2 separate regions of the Homo sapiens genome follow, and region 2 is linked to region 1. The links are chromatin contacts, found by Hi-C or POLR2A ChIA-PET in ENCODE. All regions are on one chromosome and are shown on one strand. Each heading gives the region's core, a stretch centred on a gene start or an enhancer-like site at or near the end of the contact. The rest is flanking DNA. Distances are from core to core; before and after follow the strand shown. Region 1 holds the start of NOL6 (nucleolar protein 6). Region 2 overlaps B4GALT1 (beta-1,4-galactosyltransferase 1).

Region 1 (5,046 bases), core at 2,444-4,943:
GGAGGGTGGGAGGGAGGGAGGGAGAAAGAAAGAGAAAACATAACAGCCTGGGCGTGGTGGCTCACGCCTGTAATCCCAGTACTCTGGGAGGCAGAGGAGGGCAGATCACTTGAGGACAGGGGTTCAAGACCAGTCTGGCCAACATGGTGGCCTACTCTACTAAAAATGCAAAAATTAGCCAGGTGTGGTGGTATGTGGCTGTCATCCCAGCTACTCCAGAGGCTGAGGCAGGAGAATCACTTAAACTTGGGAGGTGGAAGTTGCAGTAAGCTGAGATCTTGCCACTGCACTGCAGCCTGCGTGACAGAGAAAGACTCCATCTCAAAAAAAAAAAAAAAAAAAGAAAGAAAACATATCTATATTTGTTTAGAGAACATATTTTAGGACTTTAGTTAAGACCTTGGCCGGGCACAGTGGCTCAAGCCTGTAATCCTAGCACTTCGGGAGGCCAAGGTGGGAGGATCACTTGAGTCCAGGAATTTGAGACCAGCCTGGGCAACATGGTGAAATCCTGTCTCTACAAAAAATTAGTCGAGTGTGTGGTGCACGCCTGTGGTCCCAGCTAGCCAGGAAGCTGGGGTGGGAGGATGGTTTGAGTCCAGAGGTGATATTTATGCTGAGAGGTGAAAGATGAAAAGGAGAAAAAGCCAAGAAAGCAAAATTCCAAATGGAACAAACAGCTTGGGTGAAGTCCCGGAGTTAGGAAAGAACTTAATACAACGAAGGAACTGAAAGAAAGCTGATGTTGCTGTAGCTCAGGGAACCAGGGGTGGAGTAGCAAGAAAAATGATGAGGGCCAGGCAGTGGCCGATGCCTGTAATCCCAGCATTTTCGAAGGCCGAGGCCGGCAGATTCCTTGCGCTCAGGAGTTTGAAACCAGCCTGGGCAACATGGCAAAAGTCTACACAGAAATACAGAAATTAGCCAGGCATGGTGGTGCGCGTGTGTAGTCTCAATTACTCAGGAGGCTGAGGTGTGATTCCACCACTGTATTCTAGCCTAGGCAACAGAGCGAGAACTTGCCCCTCTTCTCCCACAAAAAAGATGGAATAGCTGGGCAAGGTGGCTCACCCCTGTAATCCCAGCACTTTTGGAGGCTGAGGTGAGCGGATCACTTGAGGTCAGGAGTTTGAGACCAGCCTAGCCAACATGGTGAAACCTTGTCTTTACTAAAAATACAAAAATTAGCCGGGTGTGGTGGCATGTGCCTGTAGTCCCAGCTACTCTACTAGGGAGGCTGAGGCAAGAGAATCGCTTGAATCTGGGAGGCGGAGGTTGCAGTGATCTAAGATTGCACCTCTGCACTCCAGCCTGGGTGACAGAGCAAGACTCTGTCGCAAAAAAAAAAAAATAAAATAAAATAAAAAGAAGGAATAGCAAGTGAAGGGCCATATTGATCATGACTTTATGGAAGTTGAAGTTTGTGTTTAGTTTTAAGTACAATTGGAAGACACTGATGAGTTTTTAAAAGGAAGTGACATGATAGAATTTCTATTTTAGAAAACTAATTCTGGCAGCTGTGTGGAAAATGAATTGAAAATGGACATACCGCTCTTCTGAAACTTCCTTAAAAAGCTATCGCATAGCCGGGCGCGGTGGCTCACGCCTGTAATCCTAGCACTTTCAGAGGCCAAGGCGGGTGGATCATGAGGTCAGGAGATCAAGACCATCCTGGCTAACACGGTGAAACCCCGTCTCTACTAAAAAATACAAAAAATTAGCCGGGCGTGGTGGCGGGCGCCTGTAGTCCCAGCTACTTGGCAGGCTGAGGCAGGAGAATCACTTGAACCCGGGAGGTGGAGCTTGCAGTGAGCCGAGATCGTGCCACTGCACTCCGGCCTGGGCGACAGAGTGAGACTCTGTCTCAAAAAATAAATAAATAAATAAATAATAAATAATAAAAAAGCTATTGTATAAACTGACCTGCACTGTTTGAAGTCAGAATAGTGATTGTTGGGGGCAGAGTTACTAGAGGGCAGCATGAGGGGAGATTCTGAAGGTGCAGGAAATGTTCTGCTTATTTTCTGGGAGCTGACTATATGAGTATGTTTGGTTTGTTAGTATTCAAGCTTTACACTTGGGATATGTACATTTTTCCTTATGTATATTGTACTTCAATACAAATTTTTAGACTGGGCACGGTGGCTCACCCCTGTAATCCCAGCATTTTGGGAGACTGAGGAGGGCAGATCACTTGAGGCCAGAGTTTGAGATCAGGCTGGCCATCATGGTGAAACTCTGTCTCTACTAAAAATACAAAAATTGGCCTGGTGTGTTGGCGCATGCCTGTAATCCCAGCTACTTGGGAAGCTGAGCCACAATAATCAATTGAACCAGGAGGTGGATGTTGCAGTAAGCTGAGATCGACCCACTGCACTCTAGCCTGGGCAACAGAGGGACACTCACTCTCTCTCAAAAAAAAAAAAAAAAAAAAAAAAAAAAAATATATATATATATATATATATATATATATATATATATATTATATGGTAATAGTTGAATTTAGATGATCCTGCATTAGGAAATAAAATGAAACATATAACGGTTATTACTGGAATAACTGACAAAATTTAAAGATGGAATTTGTATACTAGTATTGAATCACGATTAAATTTCCTTAATTTCATAATCGGGCTGTGCTTACATAAGAGGTAGTCCTTGATCTTAGTAGATACATACCTAAGTATTTAGGGAGATGTGTGATTGGTTTTCAAATGGTTTTGCAAAATAATATGTAAATACATAGGTAAAGATAAACTTGGCAAAATAGTAACACTAAGTGAATCTAGGTGAAGAGTATATGCGCATTCATTATATTATTCTTGCAACATTTGTTTTAAATTTTTAATAGTTTAAAAATAGGCCGGGAGCAGTGGCTCAGGCCTGTAATCCCAGCATTTCGGGAGGCCAAGGTGGGCGGGTCACTGGCAGTCAGGAGTTTGAGACCAGCCTAGGCAACATGAGGAAACCCCATCTCTAGTGAAAATACAAAAATTAGACGGGTGTGATGGTACCTGCCTGTAATCCCAGCTCCTCAGGAGGCTGAGGCACGAGAATCGCTTGAGCCTGGGAGAGGGAGGATGCAGGGAGCTGAGATCGTGCCACTGCACTCCAGCCTGGGCGACAGAGCAAGACTACTCCAAAAATAAATAAATAAATAAATAAATAAATAAATAAATAAATAAATAAAAATAACTAAATTACTTGAAATTGTAATAAGCTAAGTAATAAGTAAAAACTGGAGAAAAGTCATAACAATAATTCGGGAACAAGATGATGTGACGGGCTAAACCTGGCAGTGAAGACACAGAAAAATGAATAAATTCAAGGTATGTTTTGGAGGTAGAACTGACAAGATTTGTTAACTGATAAGGTGTAGCAAATAAAGAAAAAGGGAGGAATAACTGCTGTAAACAAACCTGACCAAAAGGAACAAACTAGCTCCGCCCTTCCCGATTGCAGCCACGCGAAGGAAGTGAGGAAAAGAAAGCAAAGGCCTAGCTACGGGCAGGCTTCCGTTCTAGCGTCGCGAAGAGGCCGTAAAGCACAGAAACCCGTTTGTCCCCTCCCCTAATGGGCGGGCCTTGAGACTGCCCGGCCAATGGCAAGCGAGTAATCGACTGATAATCCAATAGCTCTGGAGTGGGTGGAGTCCTGAGGAATTGGGGTGGGCTGGACTTGGGCCTGGAGTTAGGCATTTCCGCCCACGTGGGAAGCTATGAGGTATAGACCCGGCTAGAATCTGAAGTGCGGGAGAGTGCTGGACCCTGAGTGATGGGGCCGGCGCCAGCTGGAGAGCAGCTTCGCGGAGCGACTGGAGAGCCAGAGGTGGGTTGAGCCATCGGGGAGGAACAGAGGCTCAATGTGCGCTCCCTTGGCTGCAGGGCCCGAGATGGCGTGATCTGACAGCTTGCGGGTGAAAGCCATGCCGGCGGCCCATTCTGGAGGATGTTTCCAGCCAGTGGCACTGAGACAGGGCTTGCTAGGGGTGATGGAACCTGGCAGTATTTGGTTAGAAGCAGTGAAGCCGGTAGAGCCTCTGCTCTCTTCTGGAGCTCTGCACCTCAAAGTTGAAGAGACCCACACTTGGGTCGTTTCTTTTATTTGGTGGTCCTTGACGATAAGCGGGATCTTCCTCCACAGAATTTGTGTCCAGTTCTGTGCTCCCCGCTGTAGCGGAGGGCATACGGTGCCTCTCCTGGAGCGCTCCAGTAAGGCTCTCTGGGATGAGAGGCATCGTGGAGCGGATGGGCCCACGGCTGTAGGGGAAAAGGTTTGGGATCCTGCACGCTTGCCTTTGAAGCCTGCTCATAGTACGGGTGTACCAGTTGTGGAACCTCGAGTGAATAGTGGGACTTCAAGTGTCTTCAAGAATTATTTTGAGGATTTAATGACTTGCTAAATGTGTCCTCTGGGGTCCAGTCGGTTCTAGCTCCTTCCATCAGTGAGTATTTAGTGTAAACTGAGGCAGTCAGGTCTTCCTAGAGGAGGTGGAACCTGGCAGGATTTGGTTGGAGCGAGAATGGGAAAGACATTTGAGAAGTCCCAGGCCTATATCAGCAGAAGAGGAAACTTCCTGAAAATACAAGGGGCCTGGGCATTACTTAGGGCAGGGCTCAGTCAGCTTCTTTTTTTTTTTTTTTTTTTTGACAGTCTTGCTCTGTTGCCCAGGCTAGAATGCAATGGCACGATCTCGGCTCACTTCAGCCTCTGCCTCCTGGGTTCAAGTGATTTTCCTGCCTCAGTCTCCCGCGTAGCTGAGATTACAGGCATGTGCCACCACACCTGGCTAATTTTTGTATTTTTAATAGAGACGGAGTTTCCCCATGTTGGCCAGGCTGATTTCGAACTCCTGACTTCAGCTGATCCGCCCAGCTCCACCTCCCAAACTGCTGGGATTACAGGCGTCAGCCACCGTGTCCAGCCTGGGCCCAGTCAGCTTCTATCACTACCAATTCCAAACAGAGCTCCATGCTTGTGGTGTCAGGTAGACAGGAGAGCTCTTAACTCAAGGAATTTTCGGCTCAGCGCTCAGTGATGTTCATC
Region 2 (5,213 bases), core at 2,167-4,666, 330 kb after region 1:
TCTTTTTGAGATGGAGTCTTGCTTTGTTGCCCAGGCTAGAGTGCAGTGGCATGATCTCGGCTCACTGCAGCCTCCACTTCCCAGGTTCCAGCGATTCTCCTGCCTCAGCCTCCCAGGTAGCTGGGATCACAGGCAAGTGCCACCACGCCCAGCTAATTTTTGTATTTTTAATAGAGACATGGTTTTACCATGTTGGCCAGGCTGGTCTCGAACTCCTGACCTCAGGTGATCCACCCATCTCAGCCTCCCAAAATGCTGGAATTACAGGTGTGAGCCACCGCACCTGGCCTATTTTTTTTCAGCAAATTCTTTGTTTTTCTCTCTGTTCCCAAATGCAGGGTACTGAGACCACAGATGTATTCTGTTTCCTGTTGAAAAAATGTTTCTCACTTAGCTGGGTGTGGTAGCATGCACTGCAGTCCCACGGGAGGCTGAGGCGAGAGGATTGCTTGAGCCCAGGAGTTCGATAATCATGCCATTGCACTCTGGTCTGGGTAACAGAGCGAGAAACTGTCTCTTAAAAAAAAGAAAAAGAAAAAGAGGTCCTAGGGAAAGAAACAAATAGTGGCTTGGATGGTGAGTTGGTGGAAAGAACAGTGGGTGTTGGGGGTGTTGAACTTGTGTTTGTGTGTGGTGTACCCAAGACATATCATGTCAGCATTAAGAATAGACTATTCCTGTTTTCTGGTCACTGAGTTGTATGTTTTGACATCCTTATTTTGGAAGATACTTCCTTACTAGGAATGGGATAGGGAGGGGGTCACCTTTCCCATCTGTGGGTCATATTTTAAAATATTTATTGTTCAAGTTTAAAGATATAACCAAAGGTATAAAGAAAAATACCACAAACATCTGATTTAAGAAACAAACCAGCCGAGCGCGGTGGCTCGTGCCTGTAATCCCAGCACTGTGGGAGGCCGAGGCAGGCAGATCATGAGGTCAAGAGATCGAGACCATCCTGGCCAACATGGTGAAACCCCGTCTCTACTGAAAATACAAAAATTAACTGGTCATGGTGGTGTGTGCCTGTAGTCCCAGCTACTCGGGAGGCTGTGGCAGGAGAATCGCTTGAACCCAGGAGGCGGAGGTTGTAGTGAGCCAAGATTGTGCCACTGCATTCTAGCCTGGCGACAGAGTGAGACTCCGTCTCAAAAAGAAAAAAAAAAGAAAGAAATCATTTCCTACACCTTCGAAGCCTTCATGAGTTAGATTTTGAAACAGTGCAAAATGCTTCACGTGAGAATCGAGAGTCCCTTCTGGTGGCTCTCCATCCCCTGCTCTTCTGTCAGGTTTTCTTGTAGGTTTATGGAAACCTTTGTTACTTGTGCAGGTGGCAGAGAAGCAGAGAGGATAGCTGCGCGCCACCCACACAGCTAGGATTTATTGGCGTACTCCCACGTGCATGGCAGCCAAGTGGACACAACTCTGTGATGAATCCTCCCAAGAGAACTGAGGGGCCCTGATGGAGGAGCTGCTTCTTTGCAAAGCTTTCCTTGACTCTCTTCCTGTCCCCTAGTTGATTCCCCTTCTGTGCTAGTTTTAGCTTATTGTTTGTTACCTGTCACACTTAGCAGTACTGTTGGCTTTGCTGGTCTCCTTGACTACTGGGGGTAAAGACCTTTTGTTGTTGTTGTTGAGACAGAGTCTTGCTCTGTCGCCCAGGCTGGAGTGCAATGGCGTGATTTCGGCTCACTGCAACCTTCACCTCCCAGGTTCAAGAGATTCTCCTGCCTCAGCCTCCTAAGTAGCTGGGATTACAGCTACACCACACCCGGTTAATTTTTGTATTTTTAATAGAGATGGGGTTTAGTAGAGATGGGGTTTCACCATGTTGGCCAGGCTGGTCTCAAGCCCCTGACCTCAAGGTGACCTGCCTGTCTCAGCCTCCCAAAGTGCTGGGATTACAGACATGAGCCACCATGCCCAGCCTCAAAGACCTCTTCTTTACTTGCTCACCCTGCCGCCCACTCCCCTACCAACCCCTGCATGCCCTATACCACCTGGCACATGATACATACTAACTGGGTACATGTTTGAATATGAATGGATGTGGTGCTGTGAATGCTTAGGGGAAGTGGGTGAAATGCTTAAGAACCAACCTTGAGTGGTCTGGGAAGGCTTCCTGGGAGGGTGGTGTTTGAGCTAAGGCCAGGCAGCTGTTAGATTTGTTAGACTGAAGCCCTTGCAGACTTAGAGAGCTTGTGCTCTTCCCAGAATGACGGGTGAGCCACGTACAGTAAATGGTGCTTCTCATTTCTAGCCCAAGGGGCCTCAAGGGGCACCGTGATTTCACGAGAATGCTGCAAGCAAATCTTTTCTCAAGCTGGGGAATTTGGTGGTAATGCCTGGCTCAGCTTGCGGTGCGCACCTGGCCTTTGGAAGATTGGTACAGAGAGAAGCGGCCCATCCACATGAGCCTGTGGAACAGCACTGGTGGGGGAGCTGATTTGTGAAGAGGGGCTGTGCAGTGTACTGTCAGGTCTGAGACCCAGGAAGAAATTCCAGTATCCCAGCTCTCAGAATCACAGAGTTCTAGGCACTGCCTAGTTCCACGTGTTCCCAAATGTTTCCTGAATACTTGGATTTCCTGTCCAGAGAATTTTCAAAACAAACTTAGAGGCCTGACCCATGGCTGCCAAGGAAGGATTTTTTTTTTAAATTAAATTTTAAAAATCAGTCCAGCATGAAAATCTATGATGATTTCATAAGAGAAAGGACATTTTAATATTCAAAGAGTAAGAAGCACTTAATCTTGGAAGAAAGGGCATTCCTATACTTTGATTACCTTTAGTTTAATTAAAAAACACCTACATGGTCTTTACTTCTGTGATTTCATTCCTGGGCTAGTGAAACATTGTCACAATAAAGCATCAGGCCAACGCTTCTTTCGACCCACTGGCCAATCAGTTGACAAACAGTGACTAGATGTTTCAGCCTATTTTGCTGAGGCTAAAGGATTGAACTAGTGCTTCAGCCAGCATGAAAACCAGTCAGGAGTCCGTGCTGGTGTTGGCTTAGATTAGCAGGGCCTTTGATGGAGGGGCATGTATGTGTTTGGGTTTGCTGTGCCAGGCAGGGGAGCAGTGGAATTTGTCTGAATTGAGCTCACACATTGAAGTTATTGAGCGACTTACATGCAAGGCCATGACCTGGACTCCCAGCCGAGAGGCCCACGTGGCGGGGCTTGAGCTGGGGGAGCCGAGGACAGCTTACATCTGCTCATCTGCTTACGTAACCCTGCCTCCCAGCTTCCAGAGCCAAGAAAACACACAAGCCAGCCCAGCGGGGCCGAGAGCCTGTGGTAGCACACGCCATGCGCCGCACAGCAAGGGCGCCTTGGCTCGGCTTGAGGCCTGTCATGAAGCCCTCAGCCCTCTGCCTCCTCCCAGAGCTTCTCCCCACCACCCCAGGCAGTGGCTCTGAAACCTGGTCGCAGGTCTGCATGATTCTGAACAGAGGTAGTCGTTGCCTTCCTGGAGTCTGAGCTCTCTGGAGTTTCTCACTGGGACAGAGCCAGGTGTGTAGCAGAGCATGGTCCCTGCAGTATGGCAGGAGGTGTGCAGGGCATTCAGGAGGCCTCCTGGCTGGCACTCGACCCAATTAGTCATTCAACGCCAGGTCTGGGGCTGCTGTCTGTTGTCTCAAAGGTGTGAGCTGCAAGATCCTTAGAGTTGTGGAGAAAAAATTGCCAGATTGGCAAGAAGGGCAGGATTGGGGGTCAAGGTGTCTCAGTGTGTTGGAAGCATGATGGGGGTTGTGCAAGGGGCACAGCGAGTTCAGAAGGGAGCAGGAGAGTGAGAAGAGGCTGTTCAGTGATAAAGCTCTGCACAGAGCCATTGGAGGAGCAAGCTCCTTGACCATCCTTAAACCAGGGTAATTTTCATTTAGGTTCTGCCACACGCTCAGCAGGGAACTCCTGGAAGGCAGGATTTGTCTTGTCCATCCTCCCTCCCTACCTCAACCCACTCCTCCTTGGGCTGGCACACAGTAGGTACCCAGAAAGTATCAATTGAAACAAATTGAAAGTGGTCTTGATACATATCACAGGGCAAGTTTGCAGTTAACAGACATTTCAGAGTAAAGACTCTCTGGCTTGGTGCTCGATCGGCTTCTGTGGGTTGTCAGCATGCTGTGGACAGCCCCGGCATGGGAGCGAGTGGGCGTGTGTGTGTGTGTATGTGAGGGTGAGAGAGCGTTAGTGTGTGTGTTGGGGTTGGGGAGAGAGGAGGGGGAATAGAAGATGGACCACCCGGGTATCAGCTTCTGCCCTGGGGAGATGGTGGTGTCAGTTGCTGAGGGAATCCTGAGAAGCAGGTCTGGCTGTAGGTGGTGATGGTGGTGGGGTTGCATGAGAATCCATTTGGGGCAGGTTGAATTTGAGGTGCCCATGACATATGGCTAGCCATGTTCTGTTGGCTGTGAGGTCAGGAGAGAGACATGAGATGGAAACAGAGGTTTGGGAACTGTCATGTGCTTAAACCAAAGACCTGGGTATAGGGAGAGTGAGAAGAGAAGGGGGCAAAGATGGACATCCAAGAAAGAAGCTGAGAAAGCCTAGGAATTTGAGGTAAGAGGAGACGTAGGTAAATGTGACGCTTGGTGATCAAGGCTTCTTTCCACCTCTCCTATGCTGGACACTCACGTCTCCTGTCTGCTTGGAAATTCATGCTGAGGGCAGGGAAGGTGGGAGCAAGGATTTGTCTAAAGATCTTGCTTTGGATCCCTGCACTCCTCCTGGTTTACCAAGTGTCACTGGACACGTCAGGGCGTTCTGAGACCTTAGAGAGCATCCAGTCCTGTCCCTGCAGTTTACAAATGAGGAAACCAGTACCCTGAGAGTGGCTGTACTATCCACTCTCAGGATACCAAAGATCATCTGGAAAGTCACTGGTGGAGCTGGACCGGGGCCCAGGCATCTCTTCTCCTGTCCGGGGCTCTTGACTTCAGGACCACCTTTCTGAAACCCATGATGGGGCAACACCAGGACACTTTCCAGCCTGCAGGTGTCTGTCCCGCGGAAGCGAGCCAGGCCACATGTGAATTCCTGTTTTCTGGGTGGGTTTCAGAAGGTACGAGCAAGTCGGCAGGGTGACAGCCCAGGTGCTTCTTGGGTTCCCCAAAACGCGGTTATGTTTAGCAGCATCCTCAGAACCAAAGGTGGGGTGGGGGCTGCAGATGTTGTGGGGGCCCTCTGAAGTGAAAAGAGCCCTGTG

What was found. A loop is a pair of places that touch in the nucleus more often than their neighbours do. ChIA-PET counts read pairs that join two places held with the same protein, here RNA polymerase II (POLR2A). Pooled maps may share reads with other maps.
Region 2: a pooled map shows a loop between it and region 1 (4-fold over the local background). The contact joins the enhancer-like site here to the promoter of NOL6 in region 1. A Hi-C loop is called at or near these places in 1 of 50 pooled maps. POLR2A ChIA-PET finds 5 or more read pairs at or near these places in 2 of 52 experiments (activated CD4-positive, alpha-beta T cell and activated CD4-positive, alpha-beta memory T cell).

What each region holds. Positions count from the first base shown.
Region 1 is chr9:33,472,571-33,477,616 of GRCh38, reverse strand. NOL6 (nucleolar protein 6) reads left to right here and starts at 3,693. Exons shown (of 26, transcript NM_022917.5): 1 at 3,693-3,828. The coding sequence starts at 3,775. LOC107987061 (a long non-coding RNA gene) reads right to left here and starts at 3,477. Exons shown (of 3, transcript XR_001746648.3): 1 at 3,420-3,477. RefSeq lists an enhancer at 3,742-4,081.
Region 2 is chr9:33,137,939-33,143,151 of GRCh38, reverse strand. The region is part of intron 1 of B4GALT1 (beta-1,4-galactosyltransferase 1); the gene reads left to right. Among named protein-coding and RNA genes, the nearest start is that of B4GALT1-AS1, 26 kb to the left of the region's middle. RefSeq lists enhancers at 2,187-2,496, 3,020-3,399. Within about 2 kb of position 3,416, at least 30 of the 41 ENCODE cell types and tissues checked have a DNase peak (open chromatin) inside an H3K27ac peak, as active enhancers do.